3 separate regions of the Homo sapiens genome follow, and regions 1 and 2 are each linked to region 3. The links are chromatin loops, found by intact Hi-C in ENCODE. Cell type or tissue: OCI-LY7. All regions are shown on one strand. Region 1 overlaps LARGE1 (LARGE xylosyl- and glucuronyltransferase 1). Region 2 overlaps LARGE1 (LARGE xylosyl- and glucuronyltransferase 1). Region 3 overlaps LARGE1 (LARGE xylosyl- and glucuronyltransferase 1).

Region 1 (8,000 bases), 270 kb after region 3:
TGCTAGGCACTTTGACTCTCCTACCTCATTTAATGCTTTTTCAAACCTCATGCAATGTGTATTGTTTTCTCTATTTTATGGGTGGGGAGCTTGAGACTTAGAGAGGTGACTTTGCCAGGCTGGTTGTGGTAGAGTCAGGATTCAGAATTGGGCCAGCCAGACTCCAAAGCTCGTGCTCATTTCACGATCTTCTTCCAAGGCATCTGCCAGTGTCTCTGTCCCAGCATCTCAAGCCCCGCCCCACTTCTGTTTCTTAACAATTATACTCTGAACATATAGGTTGGTTGCCAAGACAACCACTCAGAAACAACATGAAAGGCAAATGACTTTTCAAACATTCTGCAGCTGGGATGACTTCTTTTTTTAATTTTTTAAAATATGTCAAGGTGATTTGTAATCCACAGCAAAATGTTAATATGGGTAAGCAATCTATTTTGAGCAAAAAATATTTCCAGTATGGCAGAGGAGAGCTTACAGATTACATATATAGTAACGCCTTAGGAAGGAAGCAGGATATACTACTATTACCCTTTTTACAGGTGAGAAAATTAAGGCCTGGAGAGATTTGGAAGCCAGGAATGCCCAGCTCTAAAGACATTGTACCTAATTGTTTGAAAAACTGCTTGGAGAATGAAAATGTGTCTGGAGGGAGGCAGAGGCTCAGTCCTGACCCTGCAGTAAATCAGAAGAGTGAAGAGCACATTGAATAAGCCAGGTCCAGTGGGAAGGGAGGGAAAGAGAGAAACACATCAGTTCAGAGTAGAGTATCTAGGACTGGGGGACTGAAAGTTGAGGTAAGGAAAAGGACCACCAAACTTTGGGTACTAAATAATAGACAACCCTTAATCTTGGTAGGAGGAGTTTCAATAGGTCAGCCCATATAAAGGTCTTGCCACAATGCCTGACACCCAGCACGTGCTAGGCATATTTTCTATTATTATCTTTACTGGGGTATCTCAATGACTCCTGGAAATCCACATCTTGGAGAAGGAGTGAGCATCATTTCCTGACAAAACCAGTCTCTTTTCCTGTTTTTCCCTTATTTATCAAAGGTCAGAAATGTGTCATCACCATTGAGACATGGCTTTCCTCCATCCCCTGTGTTTTGGGCAGTCACCTGTAGAGGTGAGGTGTGTCCACTGTCCAGCTCTCTGCCTCCATGCTCATACTGCTAATCTGGTCAACTTCTCTGTGGACCACCTGGCATCAGATATACCCTAGAATCACTTACACCGCCTCATAGATGCTCCCCTTTGGGTCTGCCTGGTAATTGGCAGCTTCTTCAAGAAGGCAGATTTCCCTTTGAGAGCATCCCCAACCCCCCAGTTTACATAAAACCCTTAAAACCTGGGGTTGCCTGTGCTCCCTTTACATAAGTGAATTAGGTGATAATCTTGGGCATGACTGCATTTTTGCTGATTGAAGTTTAGACCATGCTGCTTAGAATTATTAACAGCCATTGCAAGGATAATGATCTGCCCATTAAAATAAACTAACTCTCATTTTTATTATCATTTTAATTACACGAACCCTTTGGCGTGTTGATAGTGATGAACAACATGGTGGGATATTACTCTGCCAGGTGTTGACTTCTCTATGGGGTGCTCTCGGGAAAATTTGCCTGGTGCCCTCCAGGTTTCCTCAGCCTGCCTTCGAGGGTGCTCTTCTCTCCATTGACCCCATGATGTAAGAAGTTCCTGGTTGGACTGAAGTGTGTTGCGGCATGGAAATGAGATTAATACCAGTGTGGATTGCATGGAGAGACTGCCCCAAAAGGTTGCATGGCTAATCACTCCCACGCACTTTTCCTCCTCCTCAAACCCAAAGTGTGCTGTCCAGTTTTGGAGATCTACCAGAGGGAGGGACTTTGCATTTTCCAGATTTCAGCTTGTGATTTTTTTTTTTTTTTTTTTTTTTTGAAATGGAGTCTCGCTCCATTGCCAGGCTGGAGTGCAGTGGTGCTACCTTGGCTCACTGCAACCTCTCCCTCCTGGGTTCAAGCGATTCTCCTGCCTCAGCCTCCCGAGTAGCTGGGACTGCAGGAGCACGTCACCATGCCCAACTAATTTTTGTATTTTTAGTAGAGACAGGGTTTCACCATGTTGGCCAGGGTGGTCTCGATATCTTGACCTCATGATCCGCCTGCCTCATTTTTTACAGAAACATAGGACAAGGTGACAAGTGACTTATTTCCCCTGACAAAACCATCTGCATTCCTGACTTCCCCTTTACTTTCAAAGGTACCAGAATTTGCTGCTTTTATCATGCCCCAAATTCTGAGTCATCTGAACTTCGGTATTGCTGACAGGCATTCACTGAGAGGAGAAGTGGGCTTAGAGGAGACCTGTTGCTTGCCCCGCATGAGGCTGGATGCTGTGCCTTCTCCTGTGAATACTATAACATTGTAGGCCCCCATTTTCCAGATGAGAAAACTAAGACTCAAGGAGGTTAAGTGAGTTACCTGAGGTCACACAGCTCATTAAAAGTAGAACCAGTTCTATAGCCCAGGCTTCAGGGCTCAACAAACTATGCCTCTTCTGTTGTTCTGTCCTGACCCTGGATTTTAGCAATCATGAACACTTCTGCTCCTAGGTGAGGAAAATATCAGAGAAAAATGAACTCAGGCCTGGCTGACTCCGTAGTCATGCACATTCATCAAACAGTTTTTGAATAATTACTGTGTTGTTACCACAGTCAAAAAGACATCGTCCCTGCCTCAAGGAGTTTCAGTCAAGTGCAGGAGAGGGGCATGGAAAATTGAACCCAGCAGGATAACATGCTGTGCTGGAGGAAGGGAAACAGCTTGCTTCTTGCTTTGGGAGCCCCTAATCCAGCCTGGGGCTGTGGGGGTGGGGGTGGCTGGAAGGCAGTGATTTCTAAGTTGAGACTTGAAAGAGGGGGAGAATGTGGATGGAGGTGGGGGAAGAGTGCTAGATATCATGCCGTCTCTAAGAGGGTGAGCTATTTGTAATAAATGTACCTGCTTCTTACCACTTGTTCTTTCCCCACCACCAAATTTCTTAATTTTCCACCTTTTCCTGGGGCTTTCTTTCTGAATACAAACTCATCCCATTGCCTCCTTTACAACTAATTGAACACTTGGACTTAATTGATTATGTATTAAGTTGGGGACTTGGAGTGACATTCAGGACTGGGCTCATGTTGAGATTAATTTATTCCTGTAGTCTTCCTGTTTTGCAGTGTAACTGAGTGCCTCACATGTGTGTTAAAAATAAAACGGAGAGTCAGGGCAATCTAATTAGACAGCTTAACCCATCACTCTCGTGTTCAGTCTTCACCCAGCTCTCCTGCTTTGATGGTAACCAAAATAGATGAATAAGTTAATCAAAGGTCTGATTAAATAGCACAGCTCTGCAGCATGGACTAATGATTGCCAAGCCTCAGTTCAGGCAGATTGCTAGAGGAGAGAGGAAGCTGAGCTGAGCTCCAAAGGCCAGGGCTTTCATGAGGAAGATGTTTATAAAGCACATGGGAGGGAATTCCTCACTGAGTCCTCGGATCTTAACGGTGATGGCTCACTCTAAAGGAAGGATAATGTAGTTTGGGGAAAGAACACAAACCTTCTCCTGGCAAATTCTGACTCTTAGAGCTTTGCATCTTGCTGGCTGTGGGATTGTAGACAAATCGCCCGCCTTCCTATGCCTGCCTGCCATCCATCATCCATCCATCCATCCATCCATCCATGCATTCATCCATCCATCCATCCATCTGTTCCAGATATGTGTTTTGTACCTATTATATACAAGGCATTGTGCTTATTTTTTTTTTTTTTTTTTTGAGACTGAGTTTCGCTTTTGTTGCCCAGGCTGGAGTGCAATGGTGCGATCTCTGCTCACCGCAACTTCCGCTTCCTAGGTTCAAGTGATTCTCCTGCCTCAGCCTCCCGAGTAGCTGGGATTACAGACATGCACCACCACACCCGGCTAATTTTGTATTTTTAGTAGAGATGGCATTTCTCCCTGTTGTTCAGGCTGGTCTCGAACTCCCAACCTCAGGGGATCCGCCCACCTCAGCCTCCTAAAGTTCTGGGATTACAGGCGTGAGCCACTGCGCCCAGCCAGGGCATTGTGCTTTGATTTTGTTGTTGTTCATTTAATTTGCCCTTGTGTTAACTGTATGACTCGGTTGTGTGAGGTTTTTCCTTCTAGGTCCTCTCTTGCCGTAACCCTCACTTTATGCTCCATGAGGCTGATGCATAAAGCATCTCTAGTCTCGCTTTCGCTCTGGTTTCCGTTAGGGTTGACTGGAGGGCTGCCCTCCCGGGAGACTGGTGGGCAGGAGGGAAGTGAGGTTGAGATGTTTTTTCCTGTTCTGGCTTATGCGTTGCCACAGGTAGGCTGTGTCCCTCTGCTGAAGGTCACTGCCTCAGCCAGGTGGCCTTACTCAAACAGCAATTCTCTCTGGATTCCAGCATCTGCTGGCCTGGGCCCTTTTGGCCTTGGGGTGGTAATGGCCCCAAGTACTCTTCCCCTCCTCAAGTAACTGCACGGTTCTTGTTACTGCCCCTAATTCTGCATATACTTAGATTAAATAGTCCTTTTATTAAATCTTCCTTAGATTCCCCAGGAGAGTGTGCTGTTTCCACCCACACACTGCCTGATAGGATGAAGTAAGTGTAGCAACATGGATGGAGCTGGAGGCCATTATCCTAAGTGAACTAACTCAGAAGCAGAAAATCAAATATCACATGTTCTCACTTACAGATGGAAGCTAAACAACGGGCATACCTGGATACAAAGCTGGAAATAATAGACACTGGGGTCTCCAAAAGAGGGGAGGGTGAGAGCTGTGTGAGGGGTGAGAAATTGCCTGCTGGATACAGTGTTCAACATTCAGGTGACAGGTATACTGGAAGTCCAGTCTCCACCATTACACAGTGTACCCATGTAACAAAAATGCGTGTGTACCCCCAGAATCTAAAATTAAAAATTTTTTAAAAAAGAAATCATGACCTTTATAAATAGCAGAAACTCAGAAAAGCTGAGCAAACCTGTCCAAGGTGACATGGCGATTAAGTGATGATACTAGAATCTAAATCCAGGCATGCCTGAATCTACCACCCAGGGTGTTTTGCTCTCCTGCATACATCCCACAGACCCTTACCTTCATCTGGAAGCACCAAAAGAGGCACTGATAGCTAAATACATGGAATAAGATAGAGGGATCAGGAAGAAGGGCGGGAGCTTATTACTGAGTATATTTTGTGTACCACGCCCTTGAGTCCTTTAATATAATTTAATTTTTATACCACTGTGTGAAGTAGGCATCGTCTCCATTTTACCAACTTTTAAAAATGAGCAACTACTCTTAAAAAAAAACTAAGTAACCACATTTTTTTCTAACATCATAGTCTAGTGATGGTGGCACACAGGAGGCCAATTTAGGGCAGCTATGAGACAGGTTCCCCATGCTGACTCATGAGACCCATTCCATCTCTGAAACACACTCCATTTTACAGGTAAAGAAACCAAGGCTTAGAGAGATCAAATGCTTTGTGTGGGGCTAGAGCCCAGATTTGAACTTCTGTCCTTTTTCCCCACCTCCATGATGCCTGGGTGTAGGGTGACAGGGACTCATACACAGAGTTGGGGATGCTTTTTTTGAAATTGATGAGAGGTGAAGCCAGCTGGACTTCCTGGGTCAAATGGGGACTTGGAGAACTTTTATGTCTAGCGAAAGGATTGTAAATGCATCAGTTAGCACTCTGTAAAAATGTACCATCAGTGCTCTGTGTCTAGCTAAAGGATTGTAAACACACACCAATCAGCACTTTATAAAATGGACCAATCAGCACTCTGTAAAATGACCAATCAGTGCTCTGTAAAATGGACCAATCAGCAGGATGTGGGCAGGGAGAAATAAGGGAATAAAAGCTGGCCACCCCAGCCAGCAGCGGCATCCCTCTCGGCTTCCCTTCCAAGCTGTGGAAGCTTTGTTCTTTCGCTCTTCACAGTAAATCTTGCTGCTGCTCACTCTTTGGGTCTGCGCCACCTTTAAGAGCTGTGATACTCACCACAAAGGTCCACAGCTTCACTCTTGAAGTCAGCGAGACCAAGAACCCCCCGGAAGGAGCCAGCTCCGCACACAGTTTGATGTCTTGCTGCTATTTTTTTCTTCCTTTGCATAGATTTGGGTGAATGTGTTTCATTTGGTTTGATTACACGTAGTTGTTTTTAAGTAAAAGCAGTTTTAAAGCTTGCTTTTTTCCCCTTTAACATCATATGCAGGTTTTTAGAAATTATATCTTGATCCACATTGTTTTAAACAATTACATAGTATGCTATCAGAAAAACAAGAGTATCATGTTTGAATTAATTGTTCCATTTTGGGGCATTTTGATGGCTGTTCTTTGGTAACATGGTGATGAACATCTTTGGGAATAAAACTTTGGTGTCTAAAACAAAATTTTTAAATTTGAATTTTTTTAAGAACATCTCCTCAACATGGTATTTGTAAGGTCAAAGGAGATCAATATTTTTTGGAATCCTGAGAAGGTGGCCATGTTCCCTGTTTTAAAGGGTTCTATTAAAAGTGTTACCCTCTTGAAAATAAGTGTGCTTTGGCTCCCATGGAAACTCCCCATGGCAGCTAGGTTGGGGCCTCTGCCCACAGTGATCTTCATAAATGACTGTGCATAGATGAGAGCTTTCATCACACTGGTGCTTTTATTTTTATCCTTGCCTTTGGACACAAAATGGCACCCGTGTGTGTACCTCGCTGATGACTCTGCCCACCTGCAAGCCATTGATTGTTCCATTATGTTATGTGAGGATCATAATGTCAGTGCTCCATGGGTGGTTCATTTCTGTCCTATGTGTGTGTCCTCTATTGCTGTCAGGTGAAGAGTGTCGCGTGATGACTAGGTCCTCCTTGACTAGGAGGTGAAGAGTGTCACGTGATGACTAGGTCCTCCTTCTGTCCTATGTGTGTGTCCTCTATTGCTGTCAGGTGAAGAGTGTCGCGTGATGACTAGGTCCTCTTATTTATCTGAGAATAAAGAGAAGGCAGCAGTAGTAATCTATTCAATTACAGTTTTAAAAGAATAAGCATAAGCTTTAACAATACTACTGCCCACTAATCTTTAATGACACGTAAATGGAATATGATTTAAAGAAATATACGTACATAGGAACAATTTGATACTGGTTGCAAAAGTATTTGTAGTGGGATTCAATTTTTGGACCTTTATGTTTTTGCATATCCTTTTTTTCTCTAGTGGATCTATTTAATTTCTATAATAACAAAAGTTTTATTTAAAAATCTCAACATAGGATTTGCAGTAATAATTATTTCATAACTATTACTTTTCCTCTCCCTTAATTCAGATACATTTTCCTCCAGAAAACTTCACATGTCAAAATGCAAATTATATAAATCTTTAAAAGAAAACTCATTCATTTATTCAACAAATTTTTATTGGATACTTTTTGTGTGCTAGGCACTATTTATAATGTTTAAGCAAAGAATTAATATAGCAATTTTTTTTCCCTTTCTCCAACTCTCTCTCTGCCTTGTTCTGTCTAGTCTGAAGTTTCCTGGATCCCCAATAAACATTACTCTGGGATTTATGGTCTGATGAAGCTTGTCCTGACCAAGACTCTTCCTGCCAACCTGGAGAGAGTCATCGTCCTTGACACGGATATCACCTTTGCCACTGACATTGCAGAGCTGTGGGCTGTGTTCCACAAGTTCAAAGGTAATGGTAGCCCATTCGTTTTTTCCCCGATATCCTTGTAGGTATCAGCATGCCAAGAATAGGGGTTGACTTTTTTAAAAAGGTGAGGTCTCCTCGAATGAGGTCGTGCTAATGCAGTGGGTGAGGAATTACAAATATGGTTCAATATCAACTCTGCTTGGATTTGAAAAATAATAGAGTAAAACAGAAACTTGTTTACATGTCTTTAGTAAATGAAGATGTTTTTAACAGATAAATATCAAATGTGTGTATTTTGTATGCAGATAGCGGAGTGTTCACATAC
Region 2 (8,000 bases), 54 kb before region 3:
CCAACTCCTGAATCTTTCATGGAGAGTGTGGGAATGTATTCTGGTTTTTTGGTTTGTTTTCATGAGCTGTATTTTGATATTCAACAGAGGTTCACTTGGGGCAGAGGCTAAGAATGTTTTCAGACTGCATTTCTCTTTTGTTTCTTCCTAATAACTTGCAATGGTTAGGGGAAAAAGCTACAAAACAAATAAGCCAAAAACAACCCTCCAAACCCACACACTGACATTTAAAGGATTTGTGCCTTTTACTTGCATTTACTTACAGCATTGTACAGATTGCTGTCTGAATATATACATCTGGATGTATTCTTTGAGATGCCCAAAGCACTGCAGAAGTCTCACTTCTTTGTTAAATAGATTTTCATGTTATTCCCATCAATTGGATCAGAATTTCTGAGGGCTGCTGGTCATCGATGTTGCTTTGCTCAGATTCATTCCTTCATTTGCTGATTCACTGAACACACAGTTGTTGACCCTCTGTTATATGCCAAGCACTGTACTGGGCACAGTGAGGGGGCGGGTGAGGAGGAGAACAAGACAAAGTCCCAGTCCCTGCTTGCTTGGAACTCTCATTCTGTGTGGCTTGGTTCATTGTGAGCAGATTAGGTTGGCCCTTGGCTGTCATGCTTCCAGGCAAAGCTATCCCTTTTGTCACTTGCCACCTGCAGTTCTGGGCTAAAAACTACCATATGTATAACTCCTCTTGGTATTTATTGGTTTGTTACATCCAATTTTGCAAAGCCTGATGCATTGTTTGGTTAGAAGGAATCCTCTATTCTACTCCCAAGAGGCCGCTCAACAGGCTTTGATGATCCGTTAAACCCAGTTCCATTTTTGACATGGGAGAGCCTGTAACTTTTTTGCCTGTTTTGATTTTGAGTCCTTTATAGGGTATTTTGAGAGTTGGGCACCATCAGGCGGGTTTGATGTCAGTGCCTCACAGGTGGGCGATGAAGTTCTGGGATCAATTTTGTTATATGGCCGCCTTGTACAGTGCCACACTGGAAGCTTACATTGCAAGACATGTTCTTTTCATGGCGAGATTGAGATGTGGTAATTGAAATGGGAATGGCTGAAAGGAATACTGATGTCTCCATACTGCAGGGAGGGGTCCAAAGCCATCTTGCTGAAGAGCAGCAGGGGTTTGTGGTCCTGTTCACTTCTGATAGGGAGCAGCATAAATAGCACATCCTGTCACTTCCCGATGGATACAGTTGCGTGAGGACTTGTTTATAATGAATGGTCCTGGAAAACAACATCTCAGGGAATGAGGAGGCAGGAGGGAACATTTCTGCAGGGATAGGAGAAGGAGGAACTGGTAGAAGATGTCATGGAGAATTGCATAATGGGTTGGTTTTATCTTAAGAAGAATCTTTTTGTTTGTTTGTTTGTTTTTGAAATGGAGTTTTGCTCTCGTTGCCCAGGCTGGAGTGCAATGGCACAATCTCGGCTCACCACAACCTCCACCTCCCGGGTTCAAGCGATTCTTCTGCCTCAGTCTCTGGAGTAGCTGGGATTACAGGCATGTGCCACCACGCCCAGCTAATTTTCTATTTTTAGTAGAGAAAGAGTTTCCCCATGTTGGCCAGGCTGGTCTTGAACTTCCAACCTCAGGCGATCCGCCTGCCTCGGCCTCCCAAAGTGCTGGGATTATAGACGTTGAGCCACTGTGCTCGGCCAGTCTTAAGAAGAATCTTGTAATGATCTTGTGGAAGGAGAGGAGGAAATAAAAGTAGGGTTACGTGGTGTAAAGTGCTTTGCACTCCCTCTGCATCTCATGGAAATGCAGAACTTTTGGGCTCCCAAGAGGGATGTGGACCAATGGGATGCCTTAGTTTGTGGATGGGGGGCGGGGCACTTGGGCCCAGATCAAGGGAACCGTGTAGGCTCACACCAAGTTAATGATAAAATTCAGGCCACTTGACTTCCAACCTTTTATTTTCTCCCTCAAGCCCAGGCTGTCTTCCGCATCATTCAGGAGCTCTTTTAAGCCTGGCTCAAGCTTTCTTGGGGCCTGTGGGCCGCCAAAGAAACTGCATAGTCCTCTTGGTAATTGTTGGGTACCTTTTGGGTGGCTACAGCTGTGGCCACGTGTATGCTGAAAGGAGTGACAGGACTGGGTCTCTTGTTTTTTAAACAGGGTCTCATTGCTACAATCATTGAATGTATTTTTTAAAGATGAATATAAAACAGCTACCCTCCCAAGCAAATCATAAAACAAATTATGCCCTTGCCACCCAGAACTACAGAGAAACAGCAGGCACTTCGTGGCACAGAGAGTAATGGCTGCAATATTAAAACAATGATGGGAAAACCAGGATCCAATAGCTGAAAGCAGGGAGGAAAACAGCCTCGTAATCCCCCAGGGATAATGGGTCTCACCGACAGGTCCCTGTGATTTATTGTGCTTAATGTACTTATTTTTATTTGTCCCCTTCAACACGGAGCTTTGTCACTGAAGAGATTTGATAATGGCCTGTTTGCAGTCACTTAGACTCTCGTAATAAAGCGCCACATTTTGGCTGTCTGTAGGTTCCGCTGGCTTCATTGGCATTCCCCCTCTGATTTCACCTTCACTGGCTGAGCTGGGATAGATCTAGATAAGGGCTGCCTCCCTTGCGTATTCCCGTCATGCTGCCCTGTCCTGACTTCTGCCTGATAGCCAGCCTTACTAGGTGGCTCTCCAGGCCCAGCTTGCCTCCTGCTTTCGTTTTATGCTACTTTGGGACCACAGGAAGGAACCCCTTATTCTGCCTGAAATAATAATGGATCCCTGGGACTTTTATCTTTGTAGACCACCAATGAGAGTTTACTGCTTGCAGCTTTTTGGGTGAGCAAAAATAAAAGCGGAGGAGTAGGTATGTGGGGTTTTTGCAAAAGAATGGGCTTGATTTAAAGGCTGTAGTGCCTTCTGAATGTGGTAGCCAGCTGCTTTGCAAAGAAGGGTGTGTGGGATTCAACAGTTGTGAGTGAGTCAACCTGAGGCTTTCATTTCAGCTTCTTCCTGGGCTTTGAAGGAAGGGAGGTAGAAGCTCTCCAGGGAGCTCCACAAAGGAGGCATGACTGGCCTCCTTCCTGCAAAACTGTCCCTGATCTGCTAACGTTGGGGTGAAGAAATCCAGGAAGTGAGAGACAGGGGCGATAACCAGAAAAGCAGCTTCAACTGTTTTCCAGGGCAGCATGTGTGTTTCCTCTCTTTGAGGACCTCTCTCTGATACCCCACCATCAGGTCTGGTCGGCGGGGAAGGTTCTGTGCTGGGTTGCATCTGACACTTGGCCCCTGTAGCACAGCTGGGGGAGAGCATTGCTTTCATTCTGAATACTGAGAGAGAACGAGTGAGTATCTAATTACGGAAAACTCAAATAGTGTAACTGAAAAAGACTCCTTTAAAATGTAGGAGCAGCAGCAAAAGTCAAGCACACCAGGGGTGGGAGCCGGGAGTGGAAGGGATCAGTGTCGCTAGGCCTCAGTAGATGGAGTGCTGTGGACACTGTGAAGTTTGAACATTCTAGCAAGGTGACGGCATCATTGAGGGAGAGATGGTGCTAACAATAGGACGTTGCTCTCAGTCACTTGGGCACCTTTTACTTTCCTATGCCTCTGTCAAAAGTTTTAACAGGCTCCCAAGCCACTGGACCCCAGTACACGGTACACTTTGGCCTCAAATGTGCCCCTGGTACCTTAAGATCTAGCAGTTCTGCTGAGTATATACCCAAAAGAGTTGAAAGCACAGTTCTAAAGAGATATTTGCATACTCATGTTCATAGCAGCGTCATTCACAATAGCCAGAATGTGGAAGCCACCCAGGTGTTCATCAGTGGAAAGGCTAAACACCATGTGGTGTAGACATACATGGAATTTATTCAGCCTTCAAAAGGAAGGAAGTCCTGTCACATGCGACAACATGGATGAACTTTGAGGACATGATGCTGAGTTAAATGAGTCAGTCATTAAAAAGATAAATATTTATCATTCCACCTATGTAAAGTCCCTACAGTAGTCAAATTTGTAGAGACAGAAAGTAAAATGGTGGTTTCCAGGGACTAGGGGAAGGAGAGAATTGGGAGTGAGCTTTTAAGGGGGAGACAGTTTCAGTTTGGGAAGATGAAACAGTGCTGGAGGTGGGTGTTGGTAATGGTTGCACAAAAATAGGAATGTGTGTGATTCTACCAAACTGTTCCCTTAAAAATGGGTAAAATTGTAAGTTTTATGTGATGTGTATTTTACTACGGTGAAAATAAGGTATCTCTGGCAGGCAGACTCTAAGTTGGCCCTCATGATCCTCATCTCCTGATCTGCTCTTGTGTGGTCCCTTTCACTTGGGGTGTGCAGGGGACTTGTGACTTGCTTCTAATAAGACCAGAGCAGAGGCGAAGGATGTCACTTCTGTGATTACATTTCCTTATGTAAGACCCCATCTTCATAGCAAACTTGCCCTGAAGGATTTCCTTCTTGGCTTGATGAAGTTGGCATGTTGGGGGAGCCCATGTGGCAAGGAACTGTGGGTGGCTTTGAGGAGCAGAGGGTGACCCCTGCCCACAGCCAGCAAGAAGGCAAGGACCTCAGGCACAAGGAAATGAATTCTGCCAGCACAGGAGGGAGCTTGCAGGTGGATTCGGCCCCAGAGCTCCCTGGGGACACCTTGGCTGTGTAGCCTTATGAGATTCATGAACCATAGACACAGCTAAGCCATGCCCAGGCTCACACTGAGCTATAGGAACTGTGAAATAATGAATGTGTGCTGTTTTGAGCCATCAACTTTGTGACAGTTTGTTACACAGCAATAGATAACTAATATGTAGCCTCCCAGGAGACCTGCCTGAGTCCATTCCATCCTAGTTTTCTACTCTGGTCACCTCAGGTCTCCATCTCCTCCTCTTGTCCTCTGTGAGTGGGCAGATGGCCTGCTTTTCTGTTTTCTGTTTATGCTCAAGTGCATTCATAGTTAGAGCCAATTTGTCCTCCTTGTGCCTTCCTGCTCTCTCTGGTTTCCGGTTTGTGTGTCCCATCCAGAGACCGAGGGTGCCAACTCTGCCCACCTCTGTAGAGGTGTACTCTCCTCCCCATCCCCCACAGCACCCCCACTTGCCTCTCCAATATAAGGCTCATGACACAAAATACAGGTGATCGGTGATCAGATTTTCTAGGGTGGCTCTAATTGCAAATATTCTGCCCCATTTGTTATCCCATTAAACCATTAAACTGTCCCAGGCATTCCACTTTGGTATATAAGCTCTTCCGGGACTGGCTCCCATGTGACAAATTGAGAAGTGCCACTGCCATTTTTTGAGCACCTCCTGAATGTCAAATGCTTGATTCATGATTCTCATTGTGTTTTCCCAACAGCCTGATGAGGTGGCTGTCATGGTGCCTGACTTACAGAGGAGCACACTGAGACCAAATGAGGTTCATTTCCTTGTATGAGGTCACACACATGTGTGTGACCTTGGACCAGATATGGGTCCAGACAAGGATGAGAACTCCAAAGCCCTGTCCTAACTTGCCTGGGGCCACTGCCTTGGAAGAGCACAGTAGTTTTTCTGCCAGCTCCCATGTCCCAGTTTTGTTTGAAAAATAAGAGTTGCTGCACACAGAGGCTACTTCGAGGTTTCTGATAATTCATTCTGATGGACAGCAGTGGGACAGTGTCGGGTAGGGGACACAGCTAAAGCCTCAAATTGAAATAAGAAGAGGAGACAAGGGGGTCAGGAATAAGGTTGCAACTGGGGTAGCCACCCTAGTGAGTAGAGTAGGGGTCCACAGTGTTTCTCACCTAGGATGTGTACTAGAATCCTCTGGAAAGCTTTAACTGATGCTGATGTCTGGGATCCACCCCTAGAAATAGTGATTTTAATGGTTTGTGATGCATCTTGGGGACCAGGATCAAAAACTCCACAGGTGATCTGCATAGGCAGCCAAGATTTAGAACACTGGGAAGGAGGCCTCCATATGGTACAGGTTGAACAGGAAGTAGAGAAGACACAGCCTTAGGATAAGGGCAGGGCCTGGACCAACAGCACAACCTCTCTCCCCATCTAGAGGGTGACCCTGAGTGCTCATAGGGTCAGCCTCTAGATGGGGAGGGGAGTTGACCCTTAGACTTAGAGCATCCAGGTCTGCAGGGCCGGGAGCCCAGTTTGGGGACCCAGTGAGGCCTGCTCATGCTTTTCCTGTGGAATCGATAGATTTCCTGCATCTTCAGTGCCTTCAATGCACTTCTACTCAACATGTAGTGAAAGGGGCGGAGGTGCCCTGTGAGACTTGTGACGTTCAGCGGGCCTTAATAATAGGCCTGCATGGACTGCCTTTTGTCTTTGCTTAGAGTTCATGGTTAAACGTGGGGTTTGTGGTGTTCCCATGATACCTGAATACCGCTTGATGAGAGGGATTAGATTGCAAACACCTTGTGAGTGGGGAACCCAATATTTGTGTCTGCTAGAATGAGTGATATGATGGCTTACCTGTACCACTTAAGTTAATGATTGATTTCAACAGCTTTTGAAAGTTGAAGCACAGAAGTCTTAAGGTCACTTCGGGAGGTGAAAAACTTGGTGATTATCACTGTATTTAAAATTGTGGCTCTCCGATAACTCCACACTTGCCTTCTTTACCCTGCTCTGTTTTTTCCTATAGCATCACCGTTTGTTAATATGCTGTGCGTTTATCTGAATGTGAGCTGATGACGGCAGGGTTTCTGTCTTTTTGTGTCTTAGGCATAGAGAACTCTCAATAAATATTTGTTGAGTGAATGGAGTAAATGGTGGCCTCTACTAGTGTTAGTGGATCCAGAAAGGACATGGAATAGTTTAAGATTTATTCCTTGGTTGAGTTCCAGGAGGAACTGCAGGATTTACTGGGGTGGTGGGAAGAGGAAGGGGGACAGTGCTGTGGATACATTTTGTTTTACCTACCCTTTTGGAGCTGGTGTTTTCTTTCTCAATTAAAATGTATTTTCTTTAGCGGTTACTTTGTAATGGAAAATGACACTTCTGCCAGTTTTAGTCTTTTATGTGTTCTAAACCGAGTCCTTTCCTCCTGCTGTGGCTTCAATAATGCATCGTTTCATAAGTTCACAGAATTTAATGTGCTTCTGCTGAACCCCTAGTCTCAGCCAGATAGTTAAATGAAAATTAACCACTGTAGGTTGGATTCAAAGTCACCTATTCACCTTCTCCCTTTTTAATCCCCTTCCCTCACTCCACGTTTGCAAAGCAGTGTTGCATTTTTCTTTTTTGAGAAATAGGGCATGATGTGTGCCTGCACACGGGCTCTTGTGTGTGAATGGGAATATTGATTTATTTCACAATCAGAGATCCATGAAAAAATAACACTGTGAACATACACATTTTTGAAATGCTGCCTCTTCCGCTGAAGTACAGTGGAGTGTAGGGACCTGTAGCAAACTAATATTTAACGAGGGTGCCACTGTTGTACCACCTTTAGAATTCACAGTGGCTGCTAGTGAAACTGGCATGTGTCTTGACAAGGCTGTGAAATGTAGTCAGTCTTCTTTCATTCATTCATTTGTTCATTTATTCAGAGCCAGATGATCATTTTGTATGCATGAAGCACCTGAGTGGTGGATGTGATAGGCTGATTGCATTTGTGGCCTCAAATCTTCACACGTTTCTGATTTCCTACCCAACTCCTTTGACTTTTGACTTTAAGTTTCACCATGTGACTAGCTTTGGCCTGAAGTATGAGGTGGAGGGGATGGTATGCCAGTTTTAAGCCTATGCCTTAAAAGATCTTGAGCATTTCTGCTTTTTTGTGTCCCTGCCTTTGCCACAAAGAGTGTGCCCTGCCAGCTGCTGGTCAGAAGAAGAGTAGGAGAGGGGAGCAGAGCCACGCAGCCAATTCATGGGCCCTCAGTGAGAAACCAAGCCCAGTCTAGATCAGCCAAGTCCCAGCTGACCTGCAGGTGCATGACTAGAAATAAGTGATCGTTGCCTCAAGACACTGGTTTTGGGATGGCTCATTAGGTAGCATTATTATGCAA
Region 3 (8,000 bases):
ATTCAGACAGCGGAAAACTCTGTAGAAAAACAGCTCTGTTCTTCACCAAGGAAATTGTAAAGGGGAAAATTTGATGGCACTGGTGGCTTGTGGATTTTAGATGAAGTTAAGGAATTAATGTTCTTTTCTTAGTGTGGTAATGAAATTGAGATTTAAAAATAAAGATTTTGAAACCCTCAGGACCAAGATGATAGTATATCGCGGATTTGCTTCAAAGTAATCACGGGGCGGGGAGAAAGGGAGTCATGGGAATGAGTAGGTTAGAGAGGAAACAAGGCTGTAATTATCATGACTTGATAATTACTGATATTGGGTCATAGGTACATAGGGACTCTCTTGTTTTAATGTTTTTAACATTTTTCATAATACAAATGTTAAGTGAAATAATGATTTAGTCTATTTCTTAGCCATTTCCTAAAGATATGCATTATAAGGTCCATTATAGGCCAGGCGTGGTGGCTCACACTTGTAATTCCAGCACTTTGGGAGGCTGAGGCGGGTAGATGATCTGAGGTCAGGAGTTCGAGACCAGCCTGACCAACATGGAGAAACCCCGTCTCTACTAAAAATACAAAATTAGCCGGGCATGGTGACGCATGCCTGTAATCTCAGCTACTCAGGAGGCTTAGGCAGGAGAATCGCCTGAACCCAGGAGGTAGAGGTTGCGGTGAGCTGAGATCGTGCCATTACACTCCAGCCTGGGCAACAAGAGTGAAACTCTGTCTCAAAAACTAAAAATAAATAAGTAAATAAATAAGATCCATTATACATCCCATCCTGGAATTTTTCAACTTGATGTGATGCTACAAAGATGATCTAGTTCCCTAATATCATTCCATGAACTTCTAGGATTCTGGGTTTCCCAGGGGCTGGGGGAGGTAAGGGAGAGAGACTCAGGTAAGTGGGACTTTAGAATCCTGTAAATACACTTCAATCACAGATGCGTCACCTGTGTGTTTTAGATCTTTGCATTTCCCGGAAGATTTTATTGGGGACAAAAAGGGGGCTTGTTATTTATAGAAAGAAAAGTTTGAGGCCAGGCGCGGTAGCTCACGTCTGTAATCCCAGCACTTTGGGAGGCCGAGGCGGGTGGCTCACGAGGTCAGGAGTTCAAGACCAGCCTAACCAACATGGAGAAACCCCATCTCTATTAAAAATACAACATTAGCCAGGCATGGTGGTGCGTGCCTGTAATCTCAGCCACTCAGGAGGCTGAGGCAGGAGAATCTCTTGAGCCCGGGAGGCGGAGGTTGCAGTGAGCCGAGATTGTGCCATTGCATTCCAGCCTGGGCAACAAGAGCCAAACTCCGTCTCAAAAAAAAAAAAAAAGTTTGGAAACCACACTCTTATTTTATAAACAAGGAAACCAAAGCACACAGAGGGGAGGTGATATACCCAAGTTCGCACGGTAGGCAAGTCGCCAATCCCCAGACCCCATGGCAGCTGTTTTTATGCTCTTCAGTCATGCCGGTCCCCAGTCATTACCCTTCAGACCTCTTGCACAGGGGCCCCAAGGAAGATAGGTCACCTGCATTCCAGCTTCCAGTGCTGCCTGATCGTCCTAAGTGGAAGCTGTGCTGAAATTGAAATCACTTCCTGTGTTCAAAGCACCGAAAGGAGAGCCCCATTGGAGATGCACTTACTGCATGCTCCCAGCTCCCAGCTTGCTCTTTACTAAACTCCCTGTGCCAGGGAGCATTATAGCAGGAGGAATACATTGAATTTGGGAAACAAACAGTCTCATTGGGACTCTTCCTGGGCTAGAAAGCCTGTATGTTGAACACTTAATCATTTTTAATGCTTGTTTCACCTGCTCTCATCTTTATTTGCCCTCAATAAAACCAAGAAACCTTGGACGGTCTCAAGAGGTATCCTGTCTTTCAGGGTTAGGGACACTGTGGAACACAGAATCTAGGGTTGCAAGTCTTGTCTGTAAATTGGAGGTTTTTTCTTGTCTTTTTTTTTTTTTTTTGAGACGGAGTTTCACTTTTGTCACCCAGGCTGGAGTGCAGTGGCACCATCTCGGCTCACTGCAACCTCCGCCTCCCGGGTTCAAGCGATTCTCCTGCCTCAGCCTCCCAACTAGCTGGGATTATAGGTTCCCACCACCATGCCCAGCTAGTTTTTTGTATTTTTAGTAGAGACGGAGTTTTAATGTGTTGGGCAGCCTGGTCTCGAACTGCTGACTTCAGGTGATCCGCCCGCCTTGGCCTCTTAGGAAAGAAAGGAGATGAGTAAACTAGAAGTGGGAGGAAGGGTGCCGGGAACAGACTGTGGGAACAGAGTTGCACATATATTCTCTTACGGCCATTTTGGACCAGTGGCCTTTAAACTTCTTTTACTGCACTCAAACCTGCAGGATAAGACTTGTTTTCATCAGTAACATTTGAGTAGAGGTTTGGCCAGGTTGTGGGTACAGGGAGGGCTTGGGGCAGGGGTGGGACCTCTGGAGAGGATGGTGGTGGGACTGCTAGAGGGTTTGAGTGCGGTTTGAATAAACCCCCATATGCATTTTGGATCTTCCTGCATCCGCTACTCTTTCCCTGTCTACCTCTGTTGAGACCTCTTTAATTTTTTATTTTTATTTATTTATTTATTTATTTATTTATTTTTTTGAGAGGGAGTCTTGCTCTATCCCTCAGGCTAGAGTGCAGTGGTGCAATCTCGTCTCACTGCAAACTCTGTCTCCTGGGGTCGGGCGATTCTCCTGCCTCAGCCTCCCAAAGTGCTGGGATTACAGGCATGAGCCACTGTGCCTGGCCCAAAGTGCCAATCCTTACAGCCACCCTCTCTGCCTTCCAGTCTGGAAGGGACATACTCCCGACCCACTGCAGTATACTGAACAAAGATGTTCACACGCACAGGGCGGTGGGGAAGGAGAGCTGACCCATTCACAAGCAGGGAAGATAGAACGGAAAATCAAGGACAGCTTCACAGAAGAGATAAAGCCTGGGTTGGGTTGTGAGGATGAAAAGGATGTCTTCCAGGAAGGCTAGGAGTATGGAAATCCAGGGCCACGTGAACAACATAGACAGGACCCCCCCAGAGGAACAAAACAGATGCCCTGTTTGGAGAACTGTAGGTGTTGTGGTTTTTTTGTTTTGTTTTGTTTTGTTTTGTTTTGTTTTGTTTTGTTTTGTTTGTGCTAGAATGGGAAATGTGAGTGAGAGAGAGCAACAGGTAAAATGCTGGAGACATTCTCAAGAGTAACATCCCAGCTGCCCTCTAGATCAGTAGCCATTAGCGGCATGTGGCTACTTTAAATGAGTTGAAATGAAATAAAATTAAAAATACAGTTCCTTAGTCTCAATAGCCACCTGCAGCTAGTGGCCACCATATTTTAGAGCACAGATGTAGAAAATATACATCATGACTGTTGGGCAGTGCTGGGCTGAATGTTTCCTTATTTGGCTCACATCTGTCAAGCTGCACCTGGTGTTTCGTGACACCTGCACGCGTCAGGTTTTGGAGTGGCTTGCTTCGTTTTGGTAGAAGAGCCTGTACTGGCTGCTCAGGGCCACAGTGGATGTGCCAGAGAGATTGAATGTATAGTTAGAAGCAATGTACAATTGCTCAAGATATGAATATTAGTAACTTTGTTTTATTTTTTAGCACTGCTCAGATGAATATATAAAAATCCGAAGAAATATGTTATTTCCCCTCTAAGCCAGCAGAGCTACTAGTTTTATTAAGCAGACAATGGCAAATCTATTTTTAATTTAATTTTTTATTAAAAAATGCCCTACTGCTTGAGATTCTAATCTCTAGCTGAATAGTAAGTGTCATTTTCGAGTTGCGAATCGCCAGAGCAACAGCGTGCGTCGAAGGCACTTAATAAATAGGATTCGGTGCTTTACGTCCGTGTAGAGACAAAAATAGATCAAAAAGCTTTTCGATTTTACTTTTGAGTACAGTGTTCTGACTTTCTAGATGGTAAGGAACCATTTAGAACTATAAAGGGATTTCGATTTCGATAACAGTAACTGTGTTTAATGTTACAAACTTTCTATTTTGTAAGTGGCTTTCTTTGAAGTCCTGTTGGCAGTTTGTTAAATATTTTAGACTGTTATTTGTGACCAAGAGGTTCAGTTTGGAGGACTTTTTGTGATTCACCCGTGTGCTTTAAAATAATTTGCCACTATTTTTGGAGTACTCGGTCCCAGGAGATTTGTGCATGAGTCCTGATTTTGTCTCTTAGTAGCAGTGTGACTCAGGGCAAGTCACATAGCCTGTGCTGAGGATCTCTTGGCTTTCTGACTTTGTATTTATTCACCCTGCTTAGTTTTCCCAGGGAGACCCACACTCACACCCACCCTTTAGCCCATGGACTTTGGTGGAGATGATATTGTGCAGGGCTTCAGGGGGAGACATAGGACTCAGATTATTCCTAATACTGGCTTATAGTAATTGGCTTAGAGGTGGTTTCATGACCTAGTTGGAGCCCACAAGATGTGATGAGGCTTTTGTTGGGGCTGTTGAGAGGTATGTGTGTTCTTTCCCACTGGCCTTGAACTCAGAGGTTGGAGCTGCGGATATTGTAGCTACATCCAACCTAGTAGCTGTCTTGCTACTGCATGGCATCTGAGTATGAAGTCCGTGTGGATGAGAGCAGAGCTGAGGTGGAGAGGGACCAGGCCATCTCCTGGACCCAGATCAAACCTTGCCACAGGGTAGATTCACCTCTGGACCTTACAGATTGTGAACTATTCAGTCCTTTATTTTGCCTGCATTAGTTTGAGTTGGATTTTCTGTCACTTTCATTGGAAAGCTCCCTCAAAAACTCTGAAACATTTTTTGTACATTTGTAAGAGGAAAAAAAAATGAGAGTAACAGAACAGACGCACCTTGGCTTAGCATAGATTGCATCCTGCTAAACCCATCGTAAGTTGAAAATATCAAGTTCAAAATTTGCGTTTAATACATTTAACCTACATTACAGCATAGTTTAGCTTAGCCTGCCTTAAACATGCTCACTTTCATTGGCCTGTATTTGGGCAAAATCATGCAACCTAAGCCTAGGTATATTAAATACTGTACTGAAAATGAAAAACAGAATGGTTATATGGGTACTCAAGTATAGTTTCTATTGAATGCATATTGCTTTTGCATCATCATAAAGCTGGAAAGTCATCCAGGTGCAGTGGCTCACGCCTGTAATCCCAGCACTTTGGGAGGCTGAGGCGGGTGGATCACTTGAGCCCAGGAGTTCGAGACCAGCCTGGGCAACGTGACGAAACCTTGTCTGTATAAAAACTAGAAAAATTAGATGGTCATGGTAGCATGTGCCTGGGGAGTTTAGGCTGCAGTGAGCCGTGATCACGCCACTGTGCTCCAGCCTGGGTGACTGAGCGAGACCCTTTCCCAGAAAAAAAAAAAGCTGAAAAATCTAAGTCGAATTATCCTAAATCGGGGACTGTCTGTACTTACCTTATATCTAGGGTTGCTGTAAAGATGAAGGAGGGCAATAGATCCAATAGTACTTTAAAAGTGGTAAAATACTAGATATTTGCAAGAAAAGATGCTAGAACCTTTCACACCAAATTTTGACTGTGTGAGAAATAAATCAACAATGTAGTTTCACAGCTCCAAGCTAATAGAGATTAAACTATATTACTCTCAGTATTTTGCCAAAGTGAGTTGGTCTTCAAAAATAGTTTTAAAAGAATGTATGTATAAAAAGTTTTTAAAGACAGGAAGTAAAACTGCAACAGGATTTCTTATTCATTTTTATGACCATTTTTGTCTTTTAAAAACTAGGTCCCTTTTTATGCATGGATTCTATTATTTTTCCTAGATTTTACAGTGAGGGGATGTGCATTTTCTTGAGGGGGTGCCGATTTGGTGCAGTGCTGCTTTGCATATATTATTAAATCAAATAGTTTTATAATTGAATATGAAGTAGGGCAAAATCCTAAACCTAGTTAGTATGGGTGTGCATTTCCTGCGTATTCATTTTCCTGTGTTGGTTTACATAGTTTCTTACCACCTTCAATTCGGAGGCATTTTAGAGGCATTTTCTCTAATGATCTGGCCCATAGATCGTTTCATAAGTAAATGGGATCAGCAGGGTTTTATGTCTCCTACAGCAGAAGGTGCCTGGGCTTTAGGGTTGAATGCATCTGGGTTTGAAGCCTGGAGCCCCCACGTTTCCTGGGTCCAGGTGATCTTCTCTGGAACAATGAGGGGCATAGTTCATTGTAGTAGGCATGCATGAAAGTTAGATGAGGTGACGCAAGTCAAAGTGCCTCATACCTGGTAGGTAGTTAATAATCGCTTTTCTTATTTTTTTATTTCATGTAAACGTGTGATTTGAAGGCAGTCAGTCTGTCTCTAGGGAAATTAAGAATTTTAGCAAAGAATCAATTGGTCCCCATAGCATTCATATTTTAACTGTTCAGGCTACTAAATCTTATTCTCACTAGTTGTTCTGTTTTTGTGATCTATACAGGCTGCGGTAGAATGAGAATGTTCTCTATTGGCATGCTAACATATGGTCACTTATTTGTTCAGTTATTTATTTGTTTGTTCCAACATATGTGTAAATGGGGATCTTCTCTGCCAGGGGTTGAGGAAAACATGCTTTTTTCTCGCTGATATGGTTTGGATGTTTGTCTCCTCCAAATCTCATGTTGCAGTGAAATCCACAGTGTTGGAGATGGGGCTGGTGGAAGGTAATTAGATCATGGGGACTGATTCCTCATGAATGGGTTAGCACTGACCCCTTGGTGATGAAACAGTTCTTACTCATGAGAAATCTGGTTGTTTAAAAGAATCTGAGACCTCCTCCCTCTTTCTTGCTCCCACTTTTGTCATGTGACGTGTCTGCTCCTCTTTTACCTCCCACCATGATTGTAAGTTTCCTGAGGCCCTCTCCAGAAGTGCAGAAGATGTGGGTGCTATGCTTCTTGTACAAGCCTGCAGAACCATGAGCCAGTTAAACCTCTTTTCTTTATAAGTTACTCAGCCTCAGGAATTTCTTTCTAGCGATGCAAAAATGAACTAATATCCTAAATTATTTCTTGACTTTTTGGTGGGTCTATGGACTGGGCTATTTCTGAAGCCACTGTTTAGGTAAAAGCATTGGTTTCTATCAGAAATTCTACATTCACTTCCTCTCCTGGCAAAGGTTTTTCTATTATGGGAGTAGTTCATTCCTTTCATTTTTTTCCTCCCTGATATAAACAAAAAACGTGGAGAGCCGTCACGGGTAAGATGGATTGGATTAATTCTGCAGACACAATCAGGGAGACCCAGGAGCCTTTGGGGGAGTGAGGGAGATGAACATCATCTCAGGAAGAACTTTTAACCTCTGGAACTCCCCACCAGTAGGACGGACTGTTCCAGAACGCAGTGGTGATCTACTGCCAAAGATGTTTTATTAGGATAGAAATCGCTAAAGGACAATTATTTATTTATTTATTTATTTTGCTGGGGACAGGGTGGAGTGCAGTGGCACAATCATAGCTCACACTGCAGCCTCAAACTCTTGGGCTCAAGTGATCCTCCTGCCTCAGCCTCCCAAGTAGCTGGGACTGCAGGCATGCTCAACAACATCCAGCTAATCTTTAAACTTTTTGTAGAGATGGGGTCTTGCCCTGTTGCTCAGGCTGGTCTCAAACTCTTGGCCTAAAGGAATCTTCCCATCTTGGCCTCCCAAAGTGCTGGGAATACAGGCATGAGCCACTACACCTGTCCAATTTTTTAAAACACATTTTTTGAGATCCTAGTGGCTGTATGAGTCACTGAAGATTGAATAGACGAGATTTCAGCAGCCATAGTCCCCACATAGAATGTCAGAAGCTTGAAGTTCCATGTTACTAGAGATTGTGTAGGGGTAATGATTGAGAGCAAGAGTCTGCATTCTGTGGGCCAGTCTGTCTTCCTTTAGCCCATGAGCTAAGAATGGCTTTTACATGTTTAAAGTGTCCAAAAAAATCAAAACAAGAGTACTGTTCTGTAGCACGTGAAAATTAAATTTCACTGTCCATAAATTAAGTTTT

Evidence for each region. Peaks named below come from ENCODE experiments on the same cell type or tissue, not always from the same donor. Only the 100,000 strongest peaks of a DNase experiment are listed, where the experiment ranks them.
Region 1: it touches region 3 in a loop (11-fold over the local background); 2 of 110 quality-filtered maps call a loop at or near these places.
Region 2: a loop joins it to region 3, with 4 times the contacts of the local background. A loop is called at or near these places in 2 of 110 quality-filtered maps.

The regions. Positions count from the first base shown.
Region 1 is chr22:33,564,565-33,572,564 of GRCh38, reverse strand. LARGE1 (LARGE xylosyl- and glucuronyltransferase 1) reads left to right here. Exons shown (of 15, transcript NM_133642.5): 6 at 7,546-7,717. Among named protein-coding and RNA genes, the nearest start is that of MIR4764, 130 kb to the right of the region's middle. RefSeq lists a silencer at 2,628-2,922 and an enhancer at 6,536-6,605. In OCI-LY7, a CTCF peak has its summit at 4,605; DNase peaks (open chromatin) are centred at 2,299, 3,304, 3,864 and 4,274; H3K4me3 peaks cover 2,967 bases; H3K27ac peaks cover 4,290 bases.
Region 2 is chr22:33,892,151-33,900,150 of GRCh38, reverse strand. The region is part of intron 1 of LARGE1 (LARGE xylosyl- and glucuronyltransferase 1); the gene reads left to right. Among named protein-coding and RNA genes, the nearest start is that of LARGE1, 24 kb to the left of the region's middle. RefSeq lists an enhancer at 603-1,215 and a silencer at 2,836-3,130. In OCI-LY7, no CTCF peak of the experiment used is centred here; DNase peaks (open chromatin) are centred at 3,220, 3,800 and 4,640; H3K4me3 peaks cover 1,286 bases; H3K27ac peaks cover 1,841 bases.
Region 3 is chr22:33,838,052-33,846,051 of GRCh38, reverse strand. The region is part of intron 1 of LARGE1 (LARGE xylosyl- and glucuronyltransferase 1); the gene reads left to right. Among named protein-coding and RNA genes, the nearest start is that of LARGE1, 78 kb to the left of the region's middle. RefSeq lists enhancers at 1,397-1,691, 4,092-4,151. In OCI-LY7, no CTCF peak of the experiment used is centred here; DNase peaks (open chromatin) are centred at 2,991, 3,441, 3,861 and 4,161; H3K4me3 peaks cover 2,898 bases; H3K27ac peaks cover 3,517 bases.